2 separate regions of the Mus musculus genome follow, and region 1 is linked to region 2. The links are chromatin loops, found by intact Hi-C in ENCODE. Cell type or tissue: gastrocnemius. All regions are shown on one strand. Each heading gives the region's core, and the rest is flanking DNA. Links, peaks and the distances in the headings are about the cores only.

Region 1 (10,321 bases), core at 1,255-9,254, 77 kb after region 2:
TTTCAGACCAGCCCTGGGGCTGGAGGTGTTTAGATGTGTGCAGATGAGGTCTGAGCAGTGGAAACAGAGTGGAGGTGAGAACGGGACAGCTGAGGCTTTTATTCAGAGCAGAGAGGAGTGAGCTGACTAACAAGGTCCCTGGGGAGAGCCACGTGCAAGAGCCAGGATGGAAGCAGGGGGCCAGGGGAAGGGCAACCTTCCTGGTGGGGACAAAGGAGGCTGAGACCATCACCATGGGGTGTGGCTGAGGCAAGAGGAAAAGAAGCAAGGAGAGGCCAGACTCTGCCTACTGTGGAGATGGGACGGCAGGATATCCTGGTGGCTGGGGCAGTTGGGGAGGAAGATTGAACAGAGGACACCAAGCTATGCCGAGGCCACAGGGGCTTTAGGAACAGTGGGAAGATGGTGGGTTCTCGGGGGTCTGCTGAGCAGTCCGACGACAGAGATATCTGGTGTCATCTAGACAGAGCCGCCCAGGTCTGCGCAGAAGTCAGTGTGGGAATGCAATGTGAGCAAAGGTTACCAAAGGACACCGTCAGCCACAGACTGCCACAGCGAGGAAAACCTGAGGGAACTGTTGTCCCTCCTCCCTCCACTGGACCTTCAGAACTCCCATCCTCCTGTACTGGGGGAGGGCAGTAGCAAGGACCCTGCTCCCACAGGACTTTCTACAGACATGGGATTTGCAGCCATCTCCGCTCAGCCCCACAGAGAGAAGCGGGGTGGCTCTAGGCTCTCTCCCAACCCTAGTGCATGGCTCAGACACCAAACCAAGACAGTGAGCAGCTAGCTGGGCTAGCAGAGGCTGCAGACACTATCTGCCAGGAGTCACAGAGACCCTTCCCACCACCTTCCAGAGTTACCAAAGACCTGACTCACAGTGCAGAATGGGAAGGTGTCTCGGCAGGAGTGCCATGGTGGCCGGCAGGCAGCTATGCATCCTGATAAAGTGCTATGACAAAAACAGGCCAGGGGCTTCCAAGTCCTCTCAGCTTCAGGCCCTCCCTCCCTCTCAAAGTACTTAGTAAGTGACATCTGTCAGCATCCCATGTACTGCTAAGAGCATGGTGGGGCAGGCCTTTAAATCTAGCGCTCTTACAGGCAGAGGCAGGTAGTTCTCTGTGAGTCAAGGCTAGCCTGATCTACAGAAGGAGTCCTAGGCCAACCAAAGCTAAATTGCATGACCTTGTCTCAAACAAACAAAAAGGGCCAGTCTTGCAGACCAGACCCTTCTCTGTGGGGCCATCAGAAGTTTGTCTGATGCATGCGTACTCAGACGTGGGACGAACTTGTATGCATCTACACAATCACGCGTGTTGTCTCGGTTTGCTTTCTATTGCCGTGACAAAACCATGACCAGAAGTAAAGTGAGGAAGAGATTATTTTGCTTACACTTCCCCATCAGAATCCATCACTGAGGGAAGTCAGGGCAGGAACCTGGAGGCAAGAACAGAGCAGAAGCCACGGAGGGGTGCTGCTTACTGCCTTGCTCCCCGTGGCTTGCTCAGCCTGCTTTCTTAGAGAACCCAGGACCACCAGGAAGGCACCATCTACAGTGAGCTTGGCCTTCCCATATCTATCGTTAATCTAGAAAATGTCCCACAGAGCAATCTTTTGTAGGTATTTTCTCAATTGAGAGTCCCTAACTCTCTTTTTTAGGTTGTTTGGTTGTTTGGTTGGTTGTTTTTTGAGAGAGGGTTTCTCTGCGTAGCCCTGGCTGTCCTGAAACTCTGTAGACCAGGCTAGCCTTCTCTCAAGCGATTGTAGCTTGGGTCAGGCTAACAGAAAACTGGCCAGAAGGAGAAGCTGATTATCATTGCTCTTCCTCAACTGCTCCACTTCATCCACCGAGGCAAGTGCTCTCTGGTCCCAGAGCCCACTGACGGGAGCCTAGCTCGCCCACTGGTCCCAAGATCCTGTCTCTGTATGGCAGCTGCCACTGTACCTGTCTGGGTTTTTTGTGGGTTCTGGGGATCTGGATTCTGGATTTCATGCTTGCTTGGCATGCACTTTACCTGCTAAGCCACCTCCTCAGCCCCAGATACCTCCCAGCACCCCTATGCTGGGTATCCAATGGAAGTAGTATCATTCCTTCCTAGTCCTGACAGCCCAGTGCCACTGCATTTCTGTAGGTCCCCTGGCCGGCAAAACAGGTCTCCCTCAAGAACCACGATTGTGCATCCATCACCATGGTTACCAAGGCCCATCAGTGAGTGGTTTATGGAACCGAGGCTATATTCTGGGTGTTCTGTAAAGGACCCCTCTCTTTTTTCCTGGTTTAACCTTGCTTATCCTGTTTATTTTCAACTCATGGCTGGGCCTGTGTTATCCTTAGTAACACCTATCATTACTGAGTCGCCTGCCACACACCCAGCAGCATACTATACAGCTGCTACAACCTGCCTTGATTCGGGTGGGACAAGGATCAGAGGAGGGGAGAGCTACTGGGGTTCCCACTTTATGAATATAAAGCTAAGGCTCAAAGTGAGAAATGGGGGTTGAAGAGATGGCTTGGTCAGCAATTACCATGACAACCCAAAAGATAGAAGATTGATAGATGAGTACACAGATGACAGATACATAGAAAGATAGATGACAGATACACAGATGCATAGACAGACAGACAAATAGGCAGGCAGGCAGACACACAGATGTACCTTGCTTCCAAGTCACATAGCCGGGTATGAGGAGAAAGATAAAACCAAGTTTCCATACTTTGAGCCTTCAGTCTGGAAAGTTCTCTGACAAGGGATCACGGACCTCAAGACCCACTCTGAACCAAGCCACCGGCTCTATCTGCAATGCCAAGGTCAAGGTGTACTGCACAAAGGTTCCATAAAAACGGAGTGAAGTGACAGGAGCGAGGAGGGCCACACATGTGCAGGTCTCAGGACATTCAGAGCCTGTGAGGACCCAATGGACCAACTCCTATCAACACACGGGCAGGATGGTCAGGGAAGGGACCTCCCTAGGCAGCAACATCCCAGCAGAGTGGGGCCAAAAACAGAGCTGCGCTGTGTTGGGATCTGTCAGGGCCAGCAGTACAAAGGGCCACACTGGGTACAGGGAAGGGATGAGAGAGAGCAATGGAAAACACCAGGCAGAGGCGGCCACAGGGTGAGGACAACCTTGATCCCCGCATACAACAATTATAATGCAATTGTCTTCTCTGTCCCTGACCCCACAAGACTAGGGGCTCACAGAGGGCCCAGGGGGCGTCCTGCACACTACCTACCAACACATGTGTACCAAACAGCAGTGCAGAAAATCCCAGCCTGCCTCATTTCAAAGAAGAGCCTGGTATGCACAGACTACAGTATGTATGATACAGCTTGAGTTATTATTAATGTATTCTGCATTCATTTGCAAATCTGTTAATTATAACTAAGGCAGCAATGCACCAAAATATACAAAGTATCTCTCCCCATTCTCTGCCTGAGGCCCCCTGTGGTGGGCAGCCTGGTGCCCTGCAGTAGTTTTCTCTGTGATGAGGGTGTTCTTTTCTAAGAGCTGTCCTTGAGCTCACATGCCTGGTGCCCCAGCTCCAGTTCCTGAATGACCCGCCCGTGCCACCACAGACAGTAAGTTAGATCTCAAGTGTCCCTCCACCCCCACCCCCACCCCCACCCCCACCCCCAAAGCCTGGGTCACCATCCTGGATGCTACCCAGAAGTGGCAGAACCGTTAGGAGGCATGGCCTGCGGAAAGGAAGCCAGCTCTCTGGAGAGATACTACTTCATGGATATTGGGGACGCAGCCCTGAGGTGAGCGGGTCTCATGGACCTGTTCCCACAGCCGTGGCGTACTGCCTTATCACAGGTGACTGGACCAACCCCAAGTCCGAGACCTCAAATACCATGAACTGACGTTCTCGGATGCTTTGTCACCACAACAGAAAGCCAACTGACATGCCCACCCAAAGAGCCTTTTAGTGCTTTTTTTTTTCCCCTTTTCCTTCTTCCTCTTCTATTTAAGATAGAATCCAATGTAGCCCAGGCTGGACTCAAATATGCTATGTAGATGAGGACGACTTTGAAAGCCTGCCTGATCCTCCTGCCTTTGCCTCCTTTGCCAGGATTACATTAAGCCCAGCTTCTGTGCTATTATTGTTTAGTAGTAGTAGTAGTAGTAGTAGTAGTAGTAGTAGTAGTAGTAGTAGTAGTTGTTGTTGTTGTTGTTGTTTTCCCCCTAAACACTGGGATTGCCTTTCTCACTTACTCTAGCTGCCTTCCTATCCACAGAGAGGTCAGAGGTCAAGAACATTCTTTGCAAAGCACGCTTGATGGTCTAACAAGCTATTTGCTAATGCCCACCTCTGCGGTTTACCTGTTGGTTATCATTTTACTGTGTCATTAGAAATGCAGCTGGAAAAAAATCTCCACAGCTTTACATCTTTCATATGCACTGTGTGTGCGCATGTGTGTGTGCACATGTATATGTGAGTGTGTGTGTGTGTGTGTGTGTGTGTGTGTGTGTGTGTGAGTGTGTGAGTGTGTACGTGTGTGCACCAATAAGTGCGCATGCAGAAGACAGATCAGGGCCTCTGGTATCTTCCCTCACTCTCCTCCACCTCGGTGCTCTGAGGCAGGGTCTCTCCTGAACCAGACACTCACCATTTCAGCTAGGCAGGCTGGCCAGCAAGCTCTTGGAATGTGCCTCCCTCTGGCCCCACCTCTAACCCTGTGTAGCTTCTCACATGAGTATAGGGGATTCAAACTCAGGGCCTCCCACTTTCAAAGCAAGCGCTCTTACCCATTGAGCATCTCCCCTGCGCACCCACGGGCTTTTTTTCTTCCCCCTTGAGAGATTCCCAAGGGAACTGAGCCAAGGGTGTTAAAGTCACCGCCAAGCTATTTTAACACTCTGCCGCTCTGCCTGTCCCCTGCCTGTCCCCTGCAGCCATGCCAGCCTGGTTTCACAGCTGCTGTGCACACTGTGGTATAAAGGACAGAAGGTTGACGTTGACACGCGCCTTCTCAGCAGAATGGCAGCCCCGCATCGTTCTCAGCCCACAAGATCTGCGGAGTCTGGAGCATACTGGCTGGGTACTGGGACACAGGCTTGCAAACCTGAGTCTGTTCATTTGAGGCCAGCCTGGGCTACCCCGAAAGACTCTCTCACGAAATAAAGGGATGGGGCACTGCAAGGAGGGGGTAGTTCAGTGGGTGAGCACTTCTCTAGACTGTTCAAAGACTTAGGACCTATCTTCTCCTCCTAGGGCAAGGGGACAAAAAAGCATTCTGGCCCAGATGAAAGTGAGAGTAGGTAGGGGAAACGCTACCCCATTACAGGAACGGGCATGGGATGGGGACACCTTAGCCCAGCCCCTCCCTCCCTGGCAAGCTGACTCCAGAGCCTACACTATCCCCCCTGTGGAATGATTTCACACCCGGGACCGGACAAAGATGCCTTTGTCACTTGCTGCGGGAGCCAGCGCTGCCGGAACATTCTGGGTTCTGTTCATTCAGATCTCCCTGTGTGGGGAGGGGAGGGCACAGCAGAACAGGATGCTTCCCACTGGGGCTGACCTCAGGCCCAGACGCCTCAGCAGACCTGGAGCGGGCTCCAAGCCCCTGCTGGTTTTGCTGGTTCGCTCCACAAACACTAGCTGTGAGCTCAGGCTGGGCCCAGCACTGGAAGCCTGGCTCCACACTTCATCCTCTGACCCAAGAATTCCCACCATTTGCAGATGCAAACACACAGCTGGTGTGAGCCTGGACAGGTTACAAACAAAACCTTTCTCTTACAACGAAGTGACTGGAGAACACCTTCCCACTTAGTTCCTGGGAAGGCCACTGTGCTCGAAGCACAGCACTTCAGACCTGTAACCACCGGTGCTCTTAGGAGATCGGTGGAAAGAGCTAGAACAGCAGGGGAAGAGGCAGTGTGACTGTGGTTTTTAAAGCAAGCAGGCGGGTGGCGAGAAGGCAAAGGAGAGGCAAGGGAAGAAGCCCCAGCTGAGAGAAGAAACAGTCCACCCAGCATCCAGCATCCGTCCCTTTATGGTCCCAATGCTCTGGGGTCTTCTTTCTAGGAACCACCCCTCCCCCCCACCTCCAATGGGTGCAGGGAAGTCCCGCCCCGAGTCTCAGTGAAGGATCAGACATGGGCACAGGGCCTGTGATAGCAAATCGGAGCCCACCCAGGACATGATGGACTCTCTTGTAACCCAGGCCTCTCTGTTCCTGGTTTTTGTTGCTGCTGCTGCTGCTGTTTATATGTTTGTTTGTTGCTTGCTTGTTTGTATGAGACAGGTTCTATGTAGCCCTGGCTATCCTGGAACTCACTATGTATACCAGGCTAGCCACTACGCCCTGTTTTTAATATTTTTAACTGTATTTAGAGAGTGTGTGTGGGTGAGTGTGTGTATACATGTGTGCACACACTTGCAGCAATCAGTTCTCTCCTCCCAACACATAGGTCCAAGAAATCAACTCAAGTCATCAGGCTTGGTAGTGATCACCCTTACCTGCTTAGCCATCTTGCTAGCTGCCAGTTCTTGTTCTTACTGGAGGCTGTTGGGGTGGGTTTTTCTGTCACTTGTCACAAAGAATCCTGACAGACAGACAGCTCTTGCTGGTGACTACTGTTTCAAAAACACAGACTAGGGCGAGCCAAGGACAACGGCTCTAGATGTAAGGGCAGGAAGACCTGACAGCACCTGAGCGGTTCATCACACTGTGGGGGAAACCCCTTGCTTCTTCACTGTAGGGACCTCCCAAAGGGACATGGAGCAGTCTGTAGGACAGATGGACGTGAGAGCATCCTGTACCACAGCTGACACTGCAAAAGAGACTGCCCACAGGCTACAGGAAATAGAGGCTGGGCCACAGAATCAGCCCCTCTGGAGACAACCTTCTCCCTCTTCTCCACACAGAGACAGAGAAGGACCACCCAAGAGCTGGCTGGCACCTCCACTTCAAATGCCCATGCCCCAGTAGGAACAGAGGAGACCAAAGGATGGTCCTTCAAAATAACTCCTCTCTCCTGTAAGGAACATGCATTCCTTATGTGTCTGACAAAAAGACAAAAACAAGTTGGAAGAAATATTCCTTTATCCTCTTAACTATTCAATTATAAAACAAAACCAGAGATAGTGCACTGACAACCAAAATTCAAGTAGTCAGGGCTGCCTGCAGGAACCTCAGCTGGATATGCAAGCCATAAAAATAGATTTTCATGCAAGAAATAATTTTTTAATCAAAAGGTTTTTTCCTTTTTGGGGTTTTTTAGAAAGGGTTTTTCCATGTAGCCCTGGCTTTCCTGGAACTCACTGTACAGACAAGGCTGGTCTCGAACCCAGAGATCAGCCTGCCTCTGCCTCCCAAGTGTTGGGACTAAAGGCCTGTACCACCACTGCCAGGCTCAAAAAATTCTTTCTCAATGTTGACAACTAATAAGAAAAATCTAAAATACTGTGCAGGCCAACAGAACCCACTTAGGGGCCTGATCTGGCCTGAAGAGCCCCAATTTGTAGCCTGTGTTCTAACCATGAAGGATGGGGAAGGTGCTCTAACTTGATCACAGCTCCCCAATCACACTGAGACCTGACCCACAGTGTCAACCCAACTGTGACTTCCTACAAGAAACACACAGCCCACCCTCTCCTGTCATGGACACTGAAATAAAAGACACTGTTCCCAGGCACACAGTTGATCCACTGCATCCAGAGAGGGCTCAATCCCAGTCTCCTTCTCCATTTCCTTGGTGCTCAAAGGCCCTTGTCAGTAGGGTTAAAGCTGACTGTCACCATGTGATGTCACCATATGGAAACGTGAGCTCCAGTGCCATCTCAGCAACCAACTGGTAACCCTGGGTCACTGTGGTGATTTCAATAAGAATGGCCTCCAGACTCATGTATTTGACTACTCCTTCTTGGAGTGGGTGTGGCCTTTTGGGGGTGGGTGTGGCTTTTATCAGAGTGGGTGTTGCCTTCTTGGAGTGGGTGTGGCCTTGTTCAAGGAAGTATATCACTATGGGGGCAGGCTTTGAGGTTTCTATCCTCAAGCTATGCCCAGTATGCTGCACAGTCTCCTTAAGCTGCCTTTGGATCCAGATGGAGAGCTCTTGACTCCTCCTCCAGCACCATGTCTGCCAGCACGCTGCCATGCTCCCCCAACATGATGATAATGGACTGAACCTCTGAAACTGTAAGCCAGCCCCAATTAAATGCTTCCCTTTGTAAGAGTTGCCATGGTCATAGTGTCTCTTCGCAGCAATGAAATCCCAAGGCAGACACTGGGCAGCTCTGTGCCTCGGTTTCCCTTCCTGGAAAAATGAGATCATGGATAATGTGCTGTCTCTGCCTTGGCTGGCCCTGACCTCGTTCTAAGATTCTAGTGTTCTGGTGCCAATGTGTTTTATGCCAGAGTGTCCTAACGAAGGGGCAAAGCACTGGCATGGGCTGGGGAGGTGGCCCAGTTGGTAACAAGCTTGCCTTGCATACACTGGGGCCTGAGATTAATCCCCAAAAGCTATGCTTTAAAAGCTAAATATGGGACTAGGCAGTGAGTGGTAGCACAGACCACTAAGCCCAGCACTCAGGAAGCAGAGGCTGGCAGATTCTGAGTCAGAGGCCAGCCTGGTCTACAGAGTGAGTTCCAGGACAGCCAGAGCTACATAGAAAGGCCCTGTCTCAAACAAACAAACAAACAAACAAACAAACACATATGCAAACATACATACCTATCTGGGTGTGGTGGGTAGGTGGATAGATGGATGGACAGGTAAGTAAGCAGACAGACAGATAGACAGACAGATACCTAGGTGTGGTGGCCAAGTTTGTACCATGAGCCAAAGAGGAGAATCCCTAGAGCTTACTGGATGGATAGTCAGCCTAGCCTACCTGGCAAGTTCCAGGTCGGGGAGATACTCTGTAAAAAAAAAAAAAAAAAAAAAGTAGAAAATACCTGAGATGTCCTCTGGCCTATGCATACACACATGTGCACAGACATACACGCATGCATACACACTCAAACAAAGATACACATAGCTTCTAACTCTGAATAACTGAAAGGTACCCATACCCCCAATATAAGAGTAATGGCTGAATAAACAATAGAAACTTGATTAGCATGGTATCATATACCAGCATAATTAAGTGTTTTATTAGCAGTCTGGTCTTATTGCTATGATAATTTATAGCTCATATTCAGAATGCTCATTATGTGCCAGACACTGTCCTAAGAGACTTGCAGAACCTCCCTGGTCTGCCCCACCCCATCCGTCCAAGACATCATTAGAACCCGGTACAGCAGCAACCAACACTGGTCACACAGTCTGTAAATGGCCAGGATCTGAACTGGACTGTGAGGATCCAGAGTCCTCTGTCCTTCACTAGGTGACACCAACGGCCCTGGGGACAAAGAGTGCTTCATAGCAACACACAGGATTTTGCCTAGGACAGAAGAGGCAAGATACACCAACATGTACAGATGATTGGACATAGGAAGGGGAAGAAGAGAGCAAGCAAAGGTGCCGGGGTCCTGGCTATGGGAACATGGTGACCTCCTACCCATATTCATTCATCAAACACTCTATCTACTACAGGCCTGCCAATCTTGAGTACAGTAATAAGTGCAGGATGCCCATTCAAGTCCTGCTTCAGATCTGGCACTCAGCTACATGCTGCTGTCCCCAACTCTCTAAAGTAGGGCTCAAGGGCAGAAGTGTGAGGACCTAGGTCTCATCCCAGCATTGCAAAGAAAAACCTCACCAAAGGGAGAGAAAGAAACAACATCCCGGATGGTGGACGGGGATGCAGTGGGGAGGTGTCTTAGCATCGTCTGAACTACTCACAAAAGCAACTTTGAGGAGAAGGGGTTTATGTGACTTACATTCCAGGTCACACTCTATCACTTAGAGAGGTCAACAGCAGGAAGTTGAATGCAGGCCTGCTTGCTATTCCATTGCCTCTAACCAGGGAGCTCACTTCACAGCCAAAGAAGCAGAATAGGAACTGCTCTGGGGTTTTCCAGGCAACTTATCCTGCAGTGACCTCCGACTGAATCCTGAAGTGCTCAGAGAACACGCTGGGGACTCTCAACCCTTTGCACTGGCTTGAAACTTGTATTCTGACCCTGCAAAGGCTCTGACTGATTGACCAACCCTCCCAGGTGTATCCGAAAAGAACGTATGTCCCACCATGCTGGGAAGTCATGAGGGTGAAGTGGCATTCTGGGCTACTGTAGCCTTCCTAGAAGGATGTGGTCACCAGTGAGGATGGAGATGTGTCCTTCAGTTTTCACCATGTACATTTTGTTCTGTGGGATGTGACAGTTCTGTGATGACCCTTCTATCATGGTGGGACACATCTCTGACC
Region 2 (10,321 bases), core at 806-8,805:
ACAAGAAGCTGGGGCCCAGGGAACACATGCTGTCTGCATAGAAGACGTGGTACCGAAATTTTGACCCAAGATGTTTTGCTCCGGATTCCAACCTGAAACTCTGACCACAGACCACAGCGTGAGCCCAGCCCTGTGTGCCCTGCCCTGGTTGAACTTTAGACAGCACTCACTTCTAAGGACACGGCCTCCTTGGACCACACACACCTCTTAATGACATAGACCCTGTGCTAACCACAGCTCAAGATTCTAACCACAAAAGTACAGCTCAGCCCCACCCAGTCAGGCCAACTCCCTGCCCCTACCCCAGGACCAACCCTGCCCCAGGCCTGAGAAGTTTCAGAGGTTCAGCCCTTACCCATCCAAAGGCCAAAGCCAGGAGCCTATCTGGCCTTCCAGCATTTTAATACATTCTGGCTCATATTTAAGTGCTACTACCTAAAGGCCCCACTTTCTCCAGAAAACCAGCAGAGGCACTATGTTTGGAACAGTGACTTGGGAAGTATGGGGCAGGGAGACAGGCGGTTGGCCTGGACCGTGTTAAAGGGCAGGCCTGCAGGACCATGATGACCTCCTGAACAGAGAGCGGCAATGAGGGGTTCAGGGGTGGCACCAAGGATGTGCTTCAGCACTGGCTGGTGGAGAGCCTGAGACACAGGCTCAGAGGGTGATGGAACCATGTGAGGTCTGTGATGCATAGACCAGCTGGGATTTCAGGTCAGCAGGATATACTAGGGGGGAGTCTGAGACCCAGTCTGTTCTGTGTCAAACCAGGAGTGACTGTGGGGTAGAAACATGTTGAGTTTGCAAGGATGGCTATATCCACGGCCTTGGGGGACAGAGTCACAATATCTGCAGTAAGAGAATGAGTCCACCTTGGCTCAGGTTCCCAGCCTGGGGCGGGGGGGTGGGGGTGGGGTGGGGTGGGGCTCAGGGCACAGACACAGCTCACAGCCCATCCAACCCTGCACTGTCTTTCCGTGAACCACCTTGGTAACTGTGTCCTAAGGGGCTCTCCACTGTGCCCAATGGGTACCCCAAGGACCATTCCCCAGACTCCCATTCAGGGAGAGCAAACAAAAGCTCGAGCAAGCACCTGAGCAGCAGGGGGAAAGAACAAGCTGTTTCTGCATGCTCTGTGTGAGTGACCAGGAAGTCACCTGGGGACTGTGGTACAACTGACTGCTAATACCAGGTCCCAGCATAGTCACAGGGGTCCCCACCCAACAAAACACTCTTCTGCAAGGGACCTCGATTCCTACATACACAGTCCTCCCCTTGGAAGAGGAGCTCCCCCCTCCCCCCACTCCCCACCCCCCCCACCCCCCGCAGCAGCCCAGGCCGGTCTAGGCACCCACTCTCTCGCTGCTCCCGCTCTCGGATCAGGGCATCCAGCCACTTCTGTTTCTCCTCCGCCGTCTTGGCCATACACACGAACCACTTGTTTTTGGCGGTGTTGTGGATCTTCCAGCCATTGGTGACAGTGTAGCCATTGCTGTGGTAATCGGCTGGTAGGGGCATGAGGCAAACACGGATCAGTACACAGACAGGTATGCAACGCTCAGTAACCCACGGATTGATGGCCACCACGAGGGCCAGGCTTAGGGAGCTAGACAAGTGCTCTCTCCTGCCTTTCCCCCAACAAGTGCTCCCCCCTGGCTTCTCTCTCATAGGCAAAGAAGACCTGCACAGACCCCTTCTGACAGCATAGTGATACAGGTGTCCTGAGCATAGAGGTGGGAGATTCATGCCCAGAGCTCAGGAAAGAAGCCCTCACTAAAAGCATGATGTCACACAGTTCCTAGGAATATGGGATCCTGCCAGACCCTGAACCTAAGGAGGGGCCTACAGGTGTGTCATGGCCTAAAGCCACATGAGAACCTTTCCCAGACAGGCTCACAGAACATCTGCTGAGATGTCGCTTCTCTGGTCCCAGTAGTGAATGGCGGAAACTACCCTATGCTTGGTGCTTGCCTGTGGATAGTTCATGCCCTGCATGCGATCCAGTTACAGGAAACAGGATCTACTCACGACTACGTGAGACATGGATGCATCCCAGAGCCAGTACCCTGAGCCTGAGAGCCAGGTATAACACGTAAGACCATATAACTACATGTATACAAAAGCATATACATACCGCCATATGCCTCTAAAGCCACTTTAATACACATAAGTTTAAAAACCAAGACATTTAAAGAAAAATATCTGGTAAGGGAAGCTAAGGATGTAATGGCTTATTTTTAGTCAGTGTCACACTGTATATGGCCCTAGCTGGCCTGGAACTCACTATATAAACCAGACTGGTCTCAAACTCACAGAAACCAAGCTGCCTCTGCCTCAAGTGCTGGGGATTAAAGGTGTGCACCACCATACCAAACGTGGTAAAAAATATTTTTAAGCAGGACAAAAAAAAAAAAAAAAAAAAGGGACCGCATTACAAAGCACAGACAGTATAGGGCTAGAGAGGAGGCTCAGCAGTTAAAAGCACTGACTGCCCTTCCAAAGGACTGGGTTTCAATTCCCAGCTCCCACATGGCAGCTCACAACCATCTATAACTCCAGTTCCAGGGGATCCAATGCCCTCCTCTGGCCTCCATGGGCACTGCACACATGGTGCACATAGACATAAAGGCAGGCAAAACATCCATCCACATAAAAGAAGAATAAAATGGGGGGGAGGGGAATCAATGTACACAGTTGTCACTTGTGGGGCGGTAGGGCCAGGATGCTGAGTTCTCAGCCCCAGGACTGTACTTTGCTAAGTTCCAATGCTCTTCTTCAGTTTAGTTACATTCAACAATACATGAGACACGCATGACAGAGAGCACCAGGGCAGGCAGGGAGGGGCTTAGTGGAGAGGGGCAGGGCCCACCTGTCCCATCCTCCACATTCTCCACTTCCATGACCTCAGTGTTGATCCGACCCCTAAAGATGTACAGGGAGCCGTTGATGGACTTGGTCCTTTTGGTAGATTTCTTGCTCCCAGTGACCCTGAAAGGCAACAGTAAGTCAGTCTCCCCTACAAAGGACAGCGTCACAGTGGGGAGTGCCCGGGGCAGAGGGGAGCTCTGGGTTAGGGTGAAGCACATGGGGTGTCTGCTGCTGGGCAGGCGACTTGGGTGAGTCTCTGCTGGTCATCGTTTCTCATCTGGAAATAGGCTAATAGCTCTGTTGACCTCACAGATCAATTTTTCAGTAAATGGGGATCTCGTGGAAGACCAACAGGAAGAACAGAAACCCAGTCTGCTGGGCTGGCAAGCAGGCAAGTGGGGGGGGCTGGGGGTGGGTGGAGACTGATTTCCAACAGATGGTACCTCACAAACTGAAACCAGAATAGGAGAAGGCAATCGTCCATCCACCCACTCATCTATTCATCTATCCATCTACCTACATCCATTAATCCACTTACCATCCATCCACATACCATCTACTTACCATCCATATATCCACCATCCATATAACCATCACACATGAGAGCACACACACACACACTCATACACACACATGCTCTCTCACGCACACACACACACACACACACACCATTTATCCTTAATCCATCATCCATTGACGACTCACCCACCCACCCACCATCTCCAACCATCTCCTGATACTATCTATAACCTACCCACCCATCCAAACACCATTCCTCTACCCATCCACCCACAAACACATTCATCTACCTTCCCATTTCATTAACCACCTATCCATATACTAACCCCCCATTCATCTATCTACCCATCTATGTTATCCATCCATTCACCTATCTGTCGCCCACCTACCCCTACTCACGCTTTCACTTGGGGGAACCCTGTTGCCCACTCATTCAGTTACAGCCTGAATGTGGTACCCTTCACATCTATCTGCCGATTTCTAAACTGTGATGTTAAGAGTTAGGAGGTATACAGCCTTGAGAGGAAAGGTGAATAGACAGTAGAGGTTGGTGGCATCTCATGAATGGGATTAGTGTCTTTTATAAAAAGACCTCAACCCCTTCCACCATGCCAGGACACAAGGGAAAGCCTTGCTGGGCACTGGTCTGGAGTCTTATACCCTTAGCTTCTCACGTTGCAGAACTTGAAGAAATGTGTCCTTTAAGATGCCCAGTTAATGTAATTTTGTTACGGTCACCCAAACAAATTAAAATATCAAACAAAAAACATCTGGCCATGGCTTCCTATGGACAGGGTAACAAGTGAGGGGCCACATATTCAGAGCCCATAAGTGACTGGCAGGTGCCAGGCACCCTGCTCAGTGCTGGTCCGCAGGGAAACACAGAAAGTCTTGGGCAACTAACTTGTCTTCTGTTGGTAGAGGCAGCATAGAGCACAGAAAGAGACACCAGTCAGAGCAAGGGCCCTCTGTGCCTCCTTGATCCAATGGGTGGGTGTTCTTTACCCATGGCTGGCTAGGGCTGTGGCCAGACCGCTCTTCTCTACCTGAGACAAACTCACTGCAACTGAGGAGATAAAAGTCTGGGACAGAAGTGTGGACCAGAAGATAGGACGAGCTCAGATGCATGTGAGCTGCATGCAAAACATCCAAGGAAAATGGAACAGGAGGGCTGGTGAGATGGCTCAGTGGGTAAGAGCACCCGACTGCTCTTCCGAAGGTCTGGAGTTCAAATCCCAGCATCCACATGGTGGCTCACAACCATCCGTAACAAGATCTGACTCCCTCTTCTGGAGTGTCTGAAGACAGCTACAGTGTACTTACATATAATAAATAAACAAATCTTTAAAAAAAAAAAAAAGAAATGGAACAGGAATGGTGGTCTCAGCCTCACTCATGAGCCTTCACCACCCCAGCCACTTCACAGTGGCGCCCAACATGTCTTGTTCACTCTGTAAAGCGCGCCCTCCAGGACAGCAGTGCTTCAGCCCCCACATTACAGATACAAAAACAGCATCCGCCCAGAGTCACACAGCAGCAGGAGGGCCCGGTGCTAACTCTGGCCTCTCAGAACATAGCGGGCAGCAACAGGGTAGGAGACTTAGCTCTTCCAGGCCTCAGTTTCCCCTACTGTAACTGAGAAGATTGACTTTTAGAACACCCCTTTCCTCCTTTGGTGGCCAAAGGGAGGCCTTGGCCTCTTAAATCAACAAGAATACGCTGTGCTACTGTTCATGGAGACTGCTCCACCCACATCCCAGACAGGGACCAGGAGAGCCAGCAGCTGCCTAGCCACATCAGGTACTTCCTGTGGCCACTCCAGTCAGTCAGGCACCATCCACCAGCAGCTGACCCTGCCCACAGGGCACTCAGCCTTCTGGCTGCTAAGCCAGAGGCAGGACCCTGGCCTCATGCCTGGCCCTCTCAGGAGACTAGTGTGTCCTTTCCCTCAGGACAGCTCCCTGTGTCACTCAGGAGGGAGTGGCCTTCAGAGAGTATAGCCTGGCCACAGGAAGGCTAGAGACAGTCCCCACAGAAGCCAAGATGGTGGAAGATACTGTTATTCCTCCCAGGGCAGGTGACACAGAGAAAGAGGGGCCTGGCAAGGAAGCCAGGGGCTGGGCATGCTTAGCTGGCAGCTGGGAGCTGTCCACAGAGTTGTAAAGGGACATTCTGTTTCCCAAACCCTCATAAGCTCTGGGAAAAGTGTCTGCCTCTAGCAGCCAGGGCGGGGAAGGGCTAGGGAGTAACATTTCATAAGCACTCTTAGGATTGTCAGAGGAGGCCTCTAGGGGTGGCCCCAGCAGGACAGAACACACAAGACAGCAATGGGGATGTGTACAGAGCAAGCAAGAGAACATCTGGAAAAGAGGCAGACTGAACATGTCTACACTGGGAGATGACCTGAAGGGAGACTGAGGCCTGTGGCAAGAAGGATCAACCCCCAGAACAGAGAGGAGAGACAGTAGGAGGGGCTCTGTGCCCCAGGGCTGCCCACAGGAAGCACCAAGAACCCAGGAGTGCCATGGCCCCAGCAGCCAGCCCCAACTTCACACACCAGGCACTTACTACCCTCACCTTCACAATGACCCTGGGAGGTACAGTCAGTAGCGTCTCCTGTTTGACAAGCAAGGAAACTGAGGCACGGGCAGGAGGAGCTATGGAGCTTGAGAAGTGGCCAAATTCTGAACCAAACACAGAGGACTGATGTGGCTCTGGTTGCAGAAGGGGAAACTGAGCCTGCGCAGAACGTGTGGAATGGCCACCCATCCCTTGCAGCCTGCTTTCTCACACAGCCTTAGAGCCGGGAACAGACAAGGAAAGTGAACGTGAGGCTCTACGACAACAGTCCTGAAGGCCACGATGCTGTGCGTGCACAGCCTTGGCCAGATCAAGGCATGGAGGAGCCTCTGGGAGGTTACTATTTCACTCTCAGAACAGCCGCCCTCTGCCCATTACCCCTCTCCCCATCCATGGTGCATCTGGAGAACCAGCCAATGACCTTGGCAGCCACCAACCCAATGCTGCCCAGCTGACCACTATCCACCAAGCCTTGACCTTCCCATACCCTCCCTATTAGCAGACCCACCCAGCCATCTGCCCAGCCACCAACACACCTGATACTCAGGCCCCCACTCCATCATCTACCAAACAAGCCTACGGTCGCCTCCATAGCCTGTCTTTCTCTCAACAGCCATACTTGCCCCCAACCCACCAACCCACGCCTCTAGTCAACTCTAGCTGACCACCTCCTAACCTCTAACCATCCCTGCACCCCCCCTCTCTTCTCATTCCCTTTCCATCTCCAGCCTCTCGACACCCTCGTCTACTCCCCGCATCCGAGGCTCAACAAACTCCCCATCATTGCTTCACCCTTTCCCACCTCCCTTGTCTATCCCTCCCACCTTCACTCACACATCACCAGGCTCAAAAGGTCACTCACCCACTCCCTCACCTCCCCCTCCATCCCTCCTTTATTCAATCATCCCCCCCCACTCCACTCCTTCATCCCCAGGCTCAACGATTCCTCATCACCCGCTTCCTCCCTCCTCCTCCATGTCCACATCGTCACATTCTTCTCTCTCCCTTCCATACCCACTATCCATTCACCATCCAAGCCTCTAGCGATCTCTCCATCCCCCTTCCCACCGCCCCACGCCCCACTTGACACTTCCAACCACACACAAGCGTGCCTGCCACCTGTCCCTCACTCCTGGTCCCCACAGAGGGCAAGCGGCTCAGGGAGAGATGCGAAGATGCTGCCCAGCTGGTCTTTTCTCCGCCTGTCCAGTGGGGAGAGCCTTCTCCCCTCCCACTCTGCACCCCGGGGACCTTCGGATCTCAGGATGCTGGTGAACTTCCACAGCCGTCTAGAGCTGCCCTGTATGATGCAGTGTTCCCGGGGCACAAGGAGACCGTGACTGGGACCCACGGACGCGTCATGCTAATATGTGAACCACTTCAAAGGCTGAACATTAAAACATATACGGCAAAAATACCCCCTTGCTGCTTTTCAGAACTTGACTTAGAGTATCTCCATGAATACTCAGAAGAAAAAACAAAGCCCAGAGAGGGACACTGGCAAGCCTGAGGTGACACCTGAAGAAATGGGCATTTAGCATTGTCTATTTCTATCACCATGGTAACCATGGGGGGGAGGGGGCAGCAGCTCACCTAGACTTCCGCTTGCAGTAGACAAGCAGGTTGTCAAAGAGGAAGAAGGCTCTCTCTTGGATGTTGCCCGCAGAGATCTTCAGCAGGTTGCCCTGAAGGAGGAGCTCGGTGCAGATGTCTGTGAGGTTGGAGCCCTGGGGAGGCAATGAAGGGCAGCAATGAGCAGCCAGGGACACACCCATCTTAAGCCTCTTCCCTCACTGCAGAGGGAAAACACCCCGGCAAAAGTAACTCAAGGGAGAAGGGTTTGCTTCAGCCCCACAGTTCGATGTACAGTCCTTCACGGCTGGATGGTCAGAGCGGGAGCTTGAAGCAGCTGCCTGGATCACATTCACAATCAGGAAGCAGAGAGTCATGGACGCCCCCTGCTGCTCAGCTCGCTCTGCATCTGCACAGTCCAGGATCCCAGCCAGGTGATGGTACCCCCACATCTCAAATGGATCTTTCCACATCAATGGATCTAAGACAGCCCTTAGAGGCATGCCCAGACACTAAATAATCACTCACCAATATACCTGGAGGCTAGGAGACATTGTACCTGTCTCCAAGGTGATTCTAGACCCTGTCAGCCTGACAACACTAACCATCAAGCACCTTTCCCTCCACACCCCTACATCCCTATCAGCCTCCACACTCAAAGCTCTCAGCAGACAAGAAGCCAAGGCAATGGGATGGAGGGCTGTGTGGGCCAGTGCCATCAGTGGACTGCATGTCCTTTTACAGGAGACACTCAGAGGTACAGGGAGCTGATACACCAACTCACGTGGCTGACAACAGGCCCTAGGGGGCTGCATCCAGCCCTTTAGGGGACTGGGTTTTGTCTAGGTGTCCTGCGGTCTGTCTTTCCCTGTGATCTATTTGCAATCTGGCTTGTTGAGCCTTCCCCACAAGATAAGCACTTCGGTAAGGACTGGAGATTTCTAGCACCTAACGACCTTCCCCGGGATGCAGGAGGGACTTGACAGATGCCATGTAGGAATGTTAGGGCAGGATTCTGGGAGCACTTGATCCAGTGAAGGCTGGATCCATCCATCACCAAGCTCTGTGGGATGAGTGTCACACAGGCTAATACAGCAGGTGTGCTGAGCAGCAATGATAAGATTGGGGCCAAGGACCAGGAGAAGTGTTAAGGACAAGCACAGACAGGGACTAGGAAAGTCCTGCTAGCAGGAGTCCTCAGAGCCAACACGTAGTGGGTCTGTGTGGAGTCCTGGGTAGGCTGGGCCAGGTCATATAGATTCCGAGAGCTGAGGAGAGGGAATTGAGTGGAATCCTGGCAAACTCAGAAACCCTCATTCAGGTAGCCCAGATCCTTGCTCCCCTTGGTTCATCTTGGGGAATGAGTTTCACAGGCATTGGCTGCCTGACCAATGACCTACATTCCCCAGCTTCTTTGGCGCCAAGCATGGTCCAAAGGACCAAGTCACACCAAGGAGCCGGTGGTATGTCACTATCTTGAAATAGGTCTCTAGCCCCTCTCCCCGCTCCTTTATCTCTTTCCAGAGATGCAAGATAGCCATCGGGGGTTAAGGAAGGGCGCTGGTGACAGACATGTCCAAGGCACAGGAAGGAAAGAGCCCTGTTGGTGCAAAGTCACCCACCCAGCCTGGCTGGTCACACATCCTGGTCTATACTGCATTGTGAGCTCCTCGGAGTCACCCCCTCAGCCCCATGGCAACCAGGATGTGCCAGAGTGTGTCTAGAGACTGCAAGGAGCTGAGGACAGAGGCCTGTGACACAGTTGGAAGGCAGACCATGTGGCACTTGCTTTGGGTAAAGCCACAAGTGGCCCCTACAGTCAAAGGAGCCAGATGCCAGGTTGGCTGCCTTACCAGCCACCTTGCCTGATGAACACACCACCCTACCTACTCAGGCCAGTTAACAGAAGCTGGAGGGAGGAAGCTAGAAGCTCGGGAAGCTGGATGGAAAGGGGGAGGGCTGTACTGCTAAAGCCACAGAAAGCCAGGCCCTCCTGTGGCAGCCCGTCTCACAAGGGGGAACCTTATCTCTCCCACCATCCACTTGATCGAGGCCAAACCTCAATGCCCCTTCCAAAGTCCATCTGCAAGGGACTCTGGGAGCTAGAGGGCTCCCCTTGGGAAGATGGCCAGTGAGGGAGAGTTCAGGGGACATGTCACCCCCTAGTCTCTGAACAAAGCCCCAGTCTTCTCTGCAGCTGGACCTTCCATGGGGGGGGGGGCGCCAGTACAAGAAAGGAATATTAAATCCAGGAACACCCAGGTCCCGGTAGGGTTGGGGGCGGGGCTTGGGCTGGGGGTGTCAGACAGCAACGTCTGTCCCCAGAATCTTTCATCTCAGCTCCTAACCTCTCACTCCAGTGGAGCTGGCCTTTCCTACCGGTTGCATTTCCTGTCTGTCAGCTTTCTAGAGACAAGAAACTTCCAATAGTGTAGGAGGCAAGGGTCAGGAAAGTGCGTTGGTTACAGGCTGAGGAGATGGCTCAGTGGGTGAAGGGGCTTGCTGCCAAACCGGATGATGTGAGTTCAACGCCTAGGTCCCACCCAGTGGAAGAAAAGCGCTGACTCTTACCAGTTGTCCTCTGACTTCTACATACATGCTGTGGCACACTGGGCTCACACACATGAATGCACACACACACACACACACACACACACACGTAAGTGTGATAAAGAAAAGTCAGTTACATACACTGTGTGTGTGAAAGCTTGATTCTGTCAACCTGTCAGGACCTAGAATCACCTTCTAGACTTCTGGCTGTGAGGAAGTGTCTAGACTGTGT

What was found. Hi-C counts contacts between places; a loop is a spot of excess contacts. Peaks named below come from ENCODE experiments on the same cell type or tissue, not always from the same donor. Only the 100,000 strongest peaks of a DNase experiment are listed, where the experiment ranks them.
Region 1: a loop joins it to region 2, with 1.9 times the contacts of the local background. A loop is called at or near these places in 2 of 42 quality-filtered maps.

The regions. Positions count from the first base shown.
Region 1 is chr2:166,686,880-166,697,200 of GRCm38, forward strand. The region is part of intron 1 of Prex1 (phosphatidylinositol-3,4,5-trisphosphate-dependent Rac exchange factor 1); the gene reads right to left. Among named protein-coding and RNA genes, the nearest start is that of Gm50596, 11 kb to the right of the region's middle. In gastrocnemius, for the core only: no CTCF peak of the experiment used is centred there; DNase peaks (open chromatin) are centred at 4,889 and 5,490; H3K4me3 peaks cover 707 bases; H3K27ac peaks cover 1,114 bases.
Region 2 is chr2:166,610,273-166,620,593 of GRCm38, forward strand. It overlaps Prex1 (phosphatidylinositol-3,4,5-trisphosphate-dependent Rac exchange factor 1), which reads right to left. Exons shown (of 40, transcript NM_177782.3): 7 at 7,561-7,694; 8 at 2,870-2,988; 9 at 1,356-1,505. Among named protein-coding and RNA genes, the nearest start is that of Gm29679, 51 kb to the left of the region's middle. In gastrocnemius, for the core only: no CTCF peak of the experiment used is centred there; DNase peaks (open chromatin) are centred at 5,292 and 7,919; H3K27ac peaks cover 3,654 bases.